Regions from separate parts of the Homo sapiens genome. Here all the other regions are linked to region 4. The links are chromatin contacts, found by Hi-C or POLR2A ChIA-PET in ENCODE. All regions are on one chromosome and are shown on one strand. The core of a region is the stretch at or near the end of the contact, and the rest is flanking DNA. Distances in the headings are between cores, read along the strand shown.

Region 1 (3,054 bases), core at 469-2,968, 530 kb before region 4:
GCCAGGTGCCTCGATTCACACCGTTCCCATACTTTGGGATGCCAAAGCGGAATAATTCGCTTTGTGGCCAGGTGTTCAATATAAGCCTGCGCAACATTAAGCAAGATCTCCCCGCCCCCCGCCCCCCAAAAAATTGAAGTATACAAAACCTAACCATTTTGGTCAAACGACAAGAGAAATATGGCTCCTAAAAAAATTGTAATGAATGTAAGTCAAAAGTTTTAACTAATTAGCCCATATCTAAGAATTATTCACCAATAATAATAACCTCAAAAAGAATTTTCATTTAATAAGTTCTATATTGGAACTGTATAAGCTAATAATTTTCCTGTGATTTTGGGACTCAATATTTCTTACTGCTTCTGGTCTCAATCTATTAAGAGTGAAAGTTTTTGACAGCATAGCACAAAGCAGTAATTTCTAATGACCAAGGGCTTATCTCCTGCAGCAAAATCCAGTTCCAAAACAAAGCCTTCTCATGTCACACACCTAACAACTAGGACAGGAGCCCTCAATTCAGGTGGTTAAGAATTATTATCACCTGAAATTAATGTTTTTCAGTTGTGTTATCACACTATAAAATTTAAGTTGCTAAAATTTCCCTCAAAGGAAAGCAGCTGCCACTAAACTCCTCTGAAGCTACCCCTTCTCTCTTCCTTTTTTCGTCTTTAAGTTTTCCCACAGGTATTAAACACACCACCTCTTGACATGGTTTAAGTTGGCTGGGTTTTTCTTCCAATGTTTCATCCTAAAGGGGAGAGGTTCCAATGTTCTAGCCATAATCACTACTAACAAAACTACTGATGCCCAAATACCATGGTCAAGTCTGCTAATAATACTTTTTGGAATTAAAAAGTATTTTTGATCTTGCAAAGTAATGGATACAATTCTTTGCATGTTGGGAAGTGGCATGGATACACACCACTTCATCACATTAGTGCTTTCTAAGTACTCCTTCCCCTCAATTACCCTCCAATCTCCAGTTACATCTATTTTTAAATTCTAGAACACAGCGATCGCTCAGGTTAACACAAAAAACTAAATCAGTTCACCTCTTATTTAAAAAGTAGTTACGAAACAAGCAACTTACGTACATTTTGTAAGTATCTGAAGATGAGGTTCTGCACCACAGTGGCTAAGGAAAAAATACAAAAGCAGCATAGACTCTGCTTCCTGAAACAACCGGACGACGCTATTCCCGTCTCACCTTTGTTTACTAAACGCGAGGTCTGGTGCTTACGCAAACAACAAGTGCCCAGCTGGGCATTCGTTACGGGTCTTCTAAAGACTAAAGAACATCCATTCCACTTTCATCCCCCTGGAGTTTCCCAAAACCGTTAACTCCCGTTTTCACTCCGCACCTGAAGTTCTCTTCCCTCCTTTTGCCGCGTCCATTCCTGCATTCCCCACGGCAGGGGTCCCCCCAAGACCACCTCCCCACCATCACGGTTCAACTACCCGCGCTTTCTTCCAGTCTTGGTAGCCCCGGGGGCTCATGGGATGTGGATCCGTACTCCACTATCCCAGGCCTGCCCTCAGCCTGCGCCTTCGCACCCCGTATTCTGACCCGAACCTCCTAGTCCTGACATCCTGCGTAGGATACGATGGGCTGCACCATAACCTTCTGCACTTTCTGACCCTGGCCACGGTACGCCATGGTGGAATTTCACAAAGAGCACACCCGCACGCTGCCTCTGAGAGCAACTTCCGGAATAAAGAACCGGAAGCGGAAGTGTGAAGGTCACGCGGCGGCATGGGCGGCTCCTGGGAAATGCCCCTCTAGCCATGAAGTCACGTTTCTTCGCTGCATGGCCTCCGAGGGAGGCCAAACTGAGGCGTCTGCGCTGTGGAAGGTGGGCCGGTCCTACAGCGCCACCTGGAGGGAGGCGGGAGGAGGTGCCTTCGGTTGTATAGTGGCCGTGGTAGGAGGAGTGCCGTCCTGTCTCCAATTTCTTTTCTTTTTTTTTTTTTGAGGCGAAGTCTCGCTCTGTCGCCCAGGCTGGAGTGCAGTGGCGCGATTTCAGCTCACTGCAACCTCAGCCTCCAGGGTTCAAGCGATTCTCCTGCCTCAGCCTCCCGAGTAGCTGGGACTACAGGCGCCTGCCACCACGTCCGACTAATTTTTTGTGTTTTTAGTAGAGACGGGGTTTCACCATGTTGGCCAGGATGGTCTCGATCTCCTGACCTCATGATCCGCCCGCCTCGGCCTCCCAAAGTGCTGGGATTACAGGCGTAAGCCACCGCGCCCGGCCTGTATCTCCATTTTCTGAGTTAGCTTGAAAAGCCAAAATCGTCCCAGTGTGTATCTCTATGTGTAAAATGAGTTAATTTCGTGCCTTTCCTAAAGCCTATTTTGCTGGAGTTTAGGCTTGATAGCAGCGTTGTGGTGGAAAGGGTAGGGCGGCAAGGAGCCCAAACTTCAGGCCTCCCACCTCTGGCAGTCGGCCAGAGGCGGTCTGCATTCCAAAGCCAGACGCCTGGTTCCCTCCAGTTACGGATTCAATTCTCATCCATTTCGTGGAGAGTTACTGTTCAGGTGGCAACTGAGGGTGGCGATTTACCAGGAAGACGCTGAAATCCACATGCTGGGCGCAAATCCAGCTCTTTTAGAGTTGGTGACCAAGGATAAATTACTCAGCCTCGCCATGTCTTGGCTTAGTTTCCAAAACGGAGATTATAGTAAAGATTAACTTTACTCAGGGGCTTAAAGATTCAATGAAATAATTGTCTATGTGTGCACACAGTTAGGCGTCAGCCAGTGTCAGAACATGTCCTTCCCTGGATAACACAGCTACTAAGTGGAGCAGCTGGAATTTGTAGGTGTGCCTGACCCCAAAGTCCACCTACCTTTCCATTGTGTCATGGCTTGTGGCCTGGCAGAGATTTCACTTAATTGGCATACACATGTTATAGAGGAGGAAACTGAAGTTTAGACTTTTGAAAGGACTTGCCTAAGGGAACACGGATTAGGGCAAATGGCAGAATCAAAATTAGCTTTTCTGAGGGCTTCTGTTTAATGGGGATAATAGTAATAACGACTTCAGAAAGGGGTTG
Region 2 (2,897 bases), core at 398-2,897, 520 kb after region 4:
GAGAGCTAAGAAAAGGAATACGTTCTCCCAGGACCACTGTGAACTCTTTCCTGGGCCCGGTACCTCTGGGAAAAATTTGTTGAAGGGAAGGCGGTTTTCTTCTCCCCCCACGCCCATCCCCCCTTTTAATTGAAGACTTCTTAAGCATAAGAGATTTCCTTCCACTAGGTGAATCTGAAAGCGAACTAAGATCTTGACAAACATTCCTTGCATACGTTTGGCAGCTTTCTGGATGAAAGAGGTCATTTCAATGTTGACGTTCTACTTTTTGAGCTTCCTCCTTTTTTCTGAGGCTGCTGGACACTACCCCCCCACCCCCGTCCCCCGTCTCCCGCCAAAAGAAAAAAGGCGCCTCAAAAGTGTTCGTATCTCTTAAAGTTCGTTAACCTCTTTGCCTCCGTTGCCTGCTCTGCAAAATGAGGATAATATCGTACCTACTCAATATGGTGGTTGTGAAGACTCAGTGAGCTAATACATGCAGAGCGTTTAGAGCAGTGCTTTACACACAGTAGCATTAAATAGCGGCTATCACCCATAAGCACATAACTCCCAGATTTATATCTCCAATTCTGATCTCGCCCCTTCAGATTTATACCCTTCAGTCTGTTGAAGGATACCCCGTTGTGTATTTCTACCTGTATGTACCAGAGACACCTCAAATTCAAAATGTCCAGAAATGAACACAGTATCTTCTTCCCTTGAGTAACTCGCCTTCTGTATATAATTGGGGTGAATGTTCCAGCAATGCCAACGGGCTAGCATCTACTCAGGCAGGTACGCCAGACATCTGAATCTTAATACCTCGTCGTCCCCCCTCAATCTGTCACTATGTCCTAATTTTATTTCCTACCTTTGCATCCCTTCCTCATAATTATCAGCACCACTGCCTTAATTTAGATCCTATCATTCCTTGTCTGGATTATTTCAAGTCTTTCGCCCCTCTCAAGTCTGACCTCGTCATAGACTGTTTGTGGATGATTATTTTCCCTGCAACATCTCCACCTCCCAATAGTCTCCATCACTTATTAGCCATGTGAATTATGGCAAATTGCTTAACCTACCTATGCCTCACTTTCCTTATTGTAAAGTGGAAATAAGAGTACCTATCTCATAGGGTTGTGTGATTAATCATGCGATGCAATTAGAACAGTGCCTAGGATATGAAAGTGCCCCAAAATGTTACGTTATTATTATTATTACTACTATTGCCTTCTCATGAACATGCTATGTGTATGTTCAAGCTGTTATCTCTACTGGAAAATCCTTCTCCGTTTCCAATACTCTTTCCAAAACCCCCTCCTGGGTTTTACTGCACCTACCATTGTGTACTGACGTGATTGAATGATTGGCTTATGGGACTGATCCTTTCTACCAGACTTAACTTCTTCAGGGCAGGAACTCTGATACATAGTAAATGGTCAATAAAAGTTGGCTCAACTGAAACCCTAAGGATAAACTCCATCCACAGCGGAAGGCGCGGCCCCGCCCGATTCGGGGGCGGGGCGGGGAGCCGCGCGCGGAGGGTGGGTCGATGGGGGTGGGGTGGGACTCTTTTTCCTCGCCGTGGCGGCGGAGGCGCACGGCGTGGGCTTGCGGCGAGACGTCGTCGTCGGAGGCTGAAAAAGCCCAAGGTGCTGCCGTTGCCCGTACAACTCGGACTTGCTGTTGCTCGAGCCGCGTCTGCACGGGTCTCGGACCGAGCGGAGCTCGCAGCCTCGGTCCCGGAGCCCACCTTCGCCTCGCCCTTGCCCAGCCTGCGGTGATGGAGGCGGCCACCACACTGCACCCAGGCCCGCGCCCGGCGCTGCCCCTCGGGGGCCCGGGCCCGCTGGGCGAGTTCCTGCCTCCACCCGAGTGCCCGGTCTTCGAACCCAGCTGGGAAGAGTTCGCGGACCCCTTCGCTTTCATCCACAAGATCCGGCCCATAGCCGAGCAGACTGGCATCTGTAAGGTGCGGCCGCCGCCGGTGAGTCACGCCAGCACCCCGGATCCAGCTCGTGGCTGGGGGAGGGAGCGGGGACGCGCGGGTCCGGGGAGGCCCGAGGCGCGGGGGGCGGGGAGCCGGTCGCCCCGCCGGCCTCGTCAAGTTTGGGGCTGCCTAGAAGGTCGGAGTTGAGGCCGGGGGAGGAAGACGGGGGCTTCTCCAGGGTGGGAGATGAGGAGCGTGGGAGAACCGGGGGCTTCGGCGGTGCCATGGGAGGGCCGGGTCGCCGCGGGGCTCGGGCGGCCGGGTGCGGAGGTTCGGGTTCGGTTCCGGATGGAGTGATGGCAGGAGCCGGGGGTGGTCGCGGGGGAGTTTCCTCACGGAGCCTGGCGGAGGCGCGGGCTGGAGGGAGGACTGTGGGCCCGGCGAGGCTCGGCAGGCTGGTCCTCGCCTCCGCTCCCGGGGTGCGGGGGTGTGTGATGGGGTGGGGTGGGGGTGGGGGACTTGCGAGTTGTCGTGCGAGGAGGAAAGTTTTCAATATGGCGGCGGGAGCCCCTGGTCCTTTGTGTGGTGGCGGCGTCGGCCCGGAGCGGCCCTCACCTGGGCGCCCCACCCTCCAGACCAGGGCACCCCTCCACCGCCTGGTCCCCGGGCCTCCAGGTGTCCCCCGGGCCGGGGTCAAGAAGGGGGCGGCCAGCGCTGGCTGGGGGCGGGGAGGAGCCGCGGGTCCAGCCCCGGAGCGGATGTTTGTGGGGGGCGTTAGTGTCTGGGGGACACTTTTGGGGCGGCGGGGGCAGGACGGGCGGCGGTGGGCCCCGATGCCCGCCCGCGCTCCCGAACGCGCACACTCCCGGCTTCTTCTGGCTCAGCCGCTCGGCTCCCCGGGGAGGCCTGGGCTGTGCTGGTGGGGATGGGGTCCGGGCGAGGCCGTGTTTGTAGGGGAACGTCAGACGGAGAGACCTCCGAAGATTTC
Region 3 (3,116 bases), core at 427-2,926, 840 kb after region 4:
TCTGCTCTTGAACCCATGTGGCACACTACCCTCCCAACCCCAGGAACAGCCAAAGCTGCACAGGGGGGAAACTGCCTAACTGCTGGCCAGTCCCCTCACCGGTACATACCTGCACTGCACAGCTAGCTGGCCAGCTGAACCTATGCACACCCACATCCAGCCCAACAACCAGTTCTACCGTGGTTCCATCCCTCAGACCGCTGCAGAACCACCCAGCCCTGCTGTGGCCACACACCACTGTGCCTGACAGCCAGTCTAGCAGCAGCCCTGCCCCAAAGACAGACCACTGCAGGGTTGTGTGGCCCTGCTGTACCCATGCTTGGCCTGATAGTTGGTCAAGCAGCAGCCCTGTACCCCTGGATTTCTCAGGAGAAATCCTGTAGGCCAGGAGAGAATGAGATGATATATTCAGAGTGTTTGGGGGAAAAAAATGAACCTGTCAGCCAAGAATACTATATCCAGCAGAGCTATCAACCACCAATGAAGGAAAAATAAAGACCTTCCCAGACAAGCAAAAGCTGAGAAAAACCCATCACCACTAGACTAGCCTTACAAGAAATACTTAAGAGAATGGTATAACTGGAAATAAAAGATTATAATTATTTTCATGAAAAGATGTAAAAGTATAAAACTCACCAATAGAGGTAAATTCATAAATCAAATTCAGACTAGCCCAGTGATTTAATGGTGCTATGTAAGTCTCTCAGTCCTCTAGTACGAAGGTTTAAAGTCAAAATGGTCAAAACCCGTGACACTTACAATTAGTAGCTAAGGAATACAATCACAGGTAAAAAAGTAAATTACAGAAACAAAAGAGAGAAGTCTAGAGTATTTTAATGCAACCAAAGTTAAGTTGCTATCAGCTTAAAACATTCTATTATAAGACTTTTAATGTTAGCCCCATGGTAGCCACAAAGAAAGAAAGAAATTACTGCAGAGGCACAAACAAGAAAGAGGAAGGAAACAAAGCTCAGCACTACAGAAAACCACCAAACCACAGAAGTAAATAAAAGAGGAAGAAAGGAACGAAGGATCTATAAAACCACCAGAAAAAAAAATTTACAAAATAGCAGGAGTAAGACCTTCTTTATCAATAATAGCCTTAAATATAAATGGATTAAATTATCCAATTAAAAGATATAGAGTGGCTGAACGGATTAAAAACAAGACCCAACTATATACTGCCTAAAACAGACTCACCTAACCATTAAAGACAAACATAGAATAAAAGTAAAGGGAGGGAAAAAGATATTCCATGCAAATGGAAACCAAGTGAGCAGGAGTAACCATGTCAGATAAAACAGACTTTAAGTCAAAAACTGTAAAAGAAGACAAAGAAGGTCATCAGACATTGATAAAGGGTACAATTAAGCAAGAGGATATAAAAACTATAAATACATCCATCCATCCAAGACCAGAGCGCCCAGATATATAAAGCAAATATTATTAGAGGTAAAGGGAGAGATAGACTGCAATACTATAACAGTAGGTGTTAAATGTAGTGAACTCCAAGTTTCTCTTCAAAGAATCAGTATGCCAGTATATTCAGCTCTCTTATTCTCTATTCTCCATTTTAAAGCTTAACTTCCTGGTTCTCTTCACCCTCTTGCCTCTAGCTTCAGTAAACAACCCCCTCCTAGCCTCTATCACCTGCTCTGACCTGAGTCATCCTGAGTCACCTGTTCTGTAACCGTCGTTCCCACCAAACTACTCACTGGGATTTTGGGCACAGACTTCCTCTGTTCCCTCTGTCAGTCTTTCTCTCTTTTTACATATACTTTTTGGGCTTCTCTTAGAAGCTCTTCCATAGGTTTATCTTTCCAGTTCTCTATCTTTTGTAATTTCTTGTTAATATCTTAGCCAAGATTGCGCCTACTGCATTCTGGCCTGGGCGACAGAGCAAGACTCCATGTCAAAAAAAAAAAAAAAAAAAGGTGTTCTTCATAGAAATAAAACAAAATCCTAAAATTCATAGGAAACCAGAAAAAAAAAATGAATAGCCAAAGCAATTCTGAGTGGAAAGCTGGAAGCATCACACTACATAACTTAAAAATATACTACAAATGTATAATAACAAAAACAGAATGGTACTGGCATAAAAACAGACACGTAGACCAATGGAACAGAATAGAAAGCCCAGAAATAAATTGACACACCTAAAGCCAACTGATTTTTGACAAAGGTGCCAAGAACACACATTAGGGGAGAAACTGTTTCTTCAATAAATGCTGCTGGGAAAGTGGGACATCCACATGCAGAAGAATGAGAGTAAATCCCTACCTCTCACCACATACAAGAATCAATTCAAAGTAGATTAGAGACTTAACATGGAAACCCAAAACTATGGAACTACCTAGAAGATAACATAGGAGAAATGCTTCATGACATGGGGCTAAGCTAGGATATTTTAAATAAGACTTCAAAAGCATAGGAAACAAAAGCAAAAATGGACAAATGAGATTGCAACAAACTAAAAAGCTTTTGCATAGCAAAGGAAACTATTAAACAGAGTAAACAGACAACCTAAAGGATGGGAAAGAAAATTTGCAAACTATACATCTGACAAGGAGTTAATATCCAGAATATATAAGGAACTTAGCAGCAAACAAAACAAAAAAACAAAAACCTGATTTTAAAAATGGGCAAAAGACCTTAACAGACATTTACTTCTCAAAAGAAGTCATACAAATGGCTAATGAGTATATGAAAAAATGGTCAACATCACAAACCATCAGGGAAATGAAAATCAAAACCACAATAGGTACCATTTCACACCACTTAGAATGACCATTATCAAAAAGACAAAAGAAAACCAGTTTTGGCAGGGATGTGAAGAAAAGGGGAACACTTACACAAGTTGGTGGGACTGTAAGCTAGTACAGCCATTGTGGAAAACAGTATGGAGGTTCCTTTAAAACGTAAAAATAGAACTACCATATGATTCAGCAATCCCACTACTGTGTACACATCCAAAGGAAAGGAAATTAGTATATTGAAGAGTTATCTGCCTTACCGTGTTTATGGCAGCACTATTTACGTTAACAAAAATATGAAACTGAGTCCTCAAAAATGGAAGAATGGGTAAAGAAAATGTGTATATCCAGAATGGAACAGTA
Region 4 (3,071 bases), core at 96-2,595:
TTTTAACCCAGAAAATATAAAGTGCTTTCACTTCTATGACATTTCTTTCCCTGACACATCTATGCGGTAAGGATACAGGTATGATACAGCCTACTTTACAAGACAGGGTAACTGGGACCTAGCACGTTTAATTGACTTGTCTCCCTAAAGGCACAGACTCAAGACTGAACCCCAGAACCCCAGTCTTACTGGCTCCCCATTGAACTGTATCCCATCTTTGTGTGTTCCTTACCCTCTTCCCTGACCTCGCCGTCAGGCGTCACTGAAATGCCCCAGACGCATCACTGCTTTTGTTCTTAACAATGTGAAACATCAACCAAGCCCAGCAGGTGATAGGACTGGACAGCCGCCAGGGGTCTGTGAGCACTGAACAACCAGTCTCCACGTCCACTGAAGATAATGTATGATGTATCAGCATGTGGTATGTTTGGGGCAGGCAAGAGAATGCAGAAGGGGTGAGTCTCCAGGTGACACGAAAAGACTTCAGGAAAGGGATTTGGGGAAAACAAACAAGCCCATCTAAGTGTCAATGTGCATATATGGAGAGAACATTTATGGAATGTTCTACCTAACAAAAGGAGAAAGTTAAATCCTATTAAAAAGGGAGTTGTAAGTCCTTGCTTGCTGCTGTTCTAAAAATTTTTGAGAGGTGGAAATGTGAAGAAAAGACCTTGAAGAAAAGAGAAATCTAGTCTTGCCAAGATAATTCTCCCTTAGTAAAAATCTAGGAGCCAAACGCAGGACCCATCCCAGGGCCTTGAAACCATACCAAGTTTTATTCTGAGTCTTAAATTACTTTACTCATAGGACTTTAAATGTCCTTAGGATCTAGTGCTATCCCCAGCACCTAAACCAAGAATTGTGAGCTGAGGTAAAATGTGAGAAAGAAATGCTCATTCCTTTGTTATTAATACCTAAAATAATATCACCATTTATTAGGCAATTATGTGCCAGGCATTTTGTCACAATAATGAGAGGAGATAGTGCCATTATTATCATTAGTATTTTTCATAGGAGAAAATTGAGGCTCAGAGAGGTTAAGTAACTGCTCAAAGTAACACAGCCAGAAAGTGGCAGAGGCTAGAGTCGAATCGTGGTCACCTGTCTCTTCAGTCTAAATCTCAATGCTACTGTGCCGAATTCTTTGAGTTTGTGGGTGTGTGTGTGCTTCTGTGTCCTGGGGCGGGGGAACAACGTCACTCGAGATACATTAAACGACGTTTACAATGTACGTGCTGGGGAACTGTATGCTGTCTTAGAGGCTGAGGCTGGCGCCCGTGGCCACAGTACAATGGAGGGGGTGGTTAATCTGGTTTTAGAGGATGGCGGATTGGCGATGGCAGACAGAGCTCAAGTAACTGCGCCCATAGGAGGGCGCAAGCACGCAGAGGCACGAGAAGAAAAGGAAGAGGGCCTGAGCCCGAACTTGGGGAAATCAATGCCCAAAGCCTGAGGGACTCTGGAGGGAGGACGGGAAAGGGCCAGAGGTTCACCCCCGAACCTCCAGTTGCTCAAGAAGCGCCGGGCGGGGCCCTGCAGTCGCTCAAGCTGCGAGGAGGACCTGAGAAGCGGGGACGCCTTCGAGGTTTTAGGGACCTGAGCTCCGGCGGCAGGTGGCGAAAAGGCCCAAGCCCAACGGCCGCCCCGCCTCGCCCCTTCCCCGCCTCCCCCTTCTCTGAAAGGCCCCATTCTCCACAGCCGCCGGGGGAGCAACTCCGTTGGGAAGCCACCTAGCGCCCGGCCCCACCTTTCTTTTTTTCTTTTTTTTTTTTTCTTAATAGTTCTCGGCCAAACGCCGCGGCGTCAGGGCGGGCTTGGATTGGCCCGCGCCGCCCCCGAGCCAGCCAATCAGCGGCTTGTTGCCAAGGTGGGGCTTCCCCAGAGCGGGCGGAGGCTGCGGCGCGGCTGCTGTTTCCCAGCAAAGAAAGCAGACTTGTGAGGGCGTCTGGTGGCACTTTCAGGTCCCAGTCAGCTGCTCGTGGGGATTGAGGGACGTGGGTGGGTGGCTGGGGGGTGAGCGGCCGAGGGCCCATATCCGGGACGGAGGGAGGGTCACCTGCCTGCCTTTGCACGCCCAGCCGGCGCTGTCTCCCTCCTCCCCGAAGCTTCCTTGCTGGACAGGTCTGACTCCAGGCAGCCCGTGTGGGATCGCCTTGGCCGCAACGGTCCCGGGTGGAAAGGCATCACCGTTGTCCCCTTACCCTCACCACCAAGCATATTGAGGAAGAGGGACTTGCAAACGTGAGAAGGTGCAAAAATCATCCACCTAACTTCTGAGGCAGAACAGACTATGAACTGAAGACAGTGCTGTATTGCAGTGTGTGCCCCAAAAGGGACCAGCTGACCTTGCAGGCCCGGAGGTGCTAATGAGAGAATGAAAAGGGCCCCGGGAAGCAGGAGACGTAAATCGCACACCTTCTCCCCATGTAACAATAATGCCCAAACCGCCACAAAGCAAGGGTCTGGACGATAGGGTCTCACTTTTCCAACCATAGCTCAGTTACACAAGGGAGAAAGGGCAGAGGCAGATCTACCCCTCACACATTTTCTACCCCTCACACATTTTCCTTTGGCCTCATACTCAATTCCCCAGTCCTGTTTATCTCAGTTTCCATTGTGTAACCTAGATGAATGCCTCCTGTTCTAGTAATGGCCATAATAATATTTAATCACATTTATTGTGTACTTTCTAAGAGCTGGGTACCCTTCTGAGCACCTCACAAAAATCAATCCTCCCAACAATACCGACTAGGAACTACTTTTATCTTATTTTAAGGATGAAAAAACAGGCAGTGAGAAGTTAGGTAACTTGCCTGTTGTCACAGAGCTAGCTGTACCTAGGTAGTCTGTTTCCACCTGGGAAACCCATCTGACTTTGCTCTAGAAGACGGGGACTTTCCTGCTATATTGCCAAAGGAAAAGGCTAGAATGGTTGCCTTTTGAAACACCACATGCCCCCCAAGAGCAGGACTTCAGTTAAGGTCCTTAGGACTCCCAAGACTTCTCCAGACTCCCAAGAGATTCCCCGTGTGGCTTCACCATATAAAATGAAAACAGATAAAATGCTGAAT

The links. A loop is a pair of places that touch in the nucleus more often than their neighbours do. ChIA-PET counts read pairs that join two places held with the same protein, here RNA polymerase II (POLR2A). Pooled maps may share reads with other maps.
Region 1: a loop to region 4 is called in a map of naive thymus-derived CD4-positive, alpha-beta T cell, with 2.9 times the contacts of the local background. The contact joins the promoter of SNRPE here to the enhancer-like site in region 4. A Hi-C loop is called at or near these places in 1 of 168 maps with a recorded cell type or tissue (naive thymus-derived CD4-positive, alpha-beta T cell), 2 of 37 single-sample maps with no recorded cell type and 9 of 50 pooled maps. POLR2A ChIA-PET finds 5 or more read pairs at or near these places in 1 of 52 experiments (A549).
Region 2: a map of naive thymus-derived CD4-positive, alpha-beta T cell shows a loop between it and region 4 (5-fold over the local background). The contact joins the promoter of KDM5B here to the enhancer-like site in region 4. A Hi-C loop is called at or near these places in 1 of 168 maps with a recorded cell type or tissue (naive thymus-derived CD4-positive, alpha-beta T cell), 3 of 37 single-sample maps with no recorded cell type and 13 of 50 pooled maps. POLR2A ChIA-PET finds 5 or more read pairs at or near these places in 1 of 52 experiments (activated naive CD4-positive, alpha-beta T cell).
Region 3: a loop to region 4 is called in a map with no recorded cell type, with 4 times the contacts of the local background. The contact joins two enhancer-like sites. A Hi-C loop is called at or near these places in 2 of 37 single-sample maps with no recorded cell type and 2 of 50 pooled maps.

Annotation. Positions count from the first base shown.
Region 1 is chr1:203,860,263-203,863,316 of GRCh38, reverse strand. It overlaps SNRPE (small nuclear ribonucleoprotein polypeptide E), which reads right to left and starts at 1,718. Exons shown (of 5, transcript NM_003094.4): 1 at 1,604-1,718; 2 at 1,095-1,121. The coding sequence starts at 1,657. RefSeq lists enhancers at 613-1,188, 1,574-1,833, 1,642-1,936.
Region 2 is chr1:202,807,171-202,810,067 of GRCh38, reverse strand. KDM5B (lysine demethylase 5B) reads left to right here and starts at 1,647. Exons shown (of 27, transcript NM_006618.5): 1 at 1,647-1,966. The coding sequence starts at 1,763. RefSeq lists silencers at 1,633-1,842, 1,873-2,072, 2,473-2,592, 2,693-2,762.
Region 3 is chr1:202,482,096-202,485,211 of GRCh38, reverse strand. All of the region lies in intron 13 of PPP1R12B (protein phosphatase 1 regulatory subunit 12B), which reads right to left. Among named protein-coding and RNA genes, the nearest start is that of PPP1R12B, 130 kb to the right of the region's middle. Within about 2 kb of position 1,676, at least 7 of the 41 ENCODE cell types and tissues checked have a DNase peak (open chromatin) inside an H3K27ac peak, as active enhancers do.
Region 4 is chr1:203,326,250-203,329,320 of GRCh38, reverse strand. No RefSeq gene overlaps it. Among named protein-coding and RNA genes, the nearest start is that of BTG2, 22 kb to the right of the region's middle. RefSeq lists enhancers at 1-635, 1,295-1,484, 1,685-1,784. Within about 2 kb of position 1,345, at least 39 of the 41 ENCODE cell types and tissues checked have a DNase peak (open chromatin) inside an H3K27ac peak, as active enhancers do.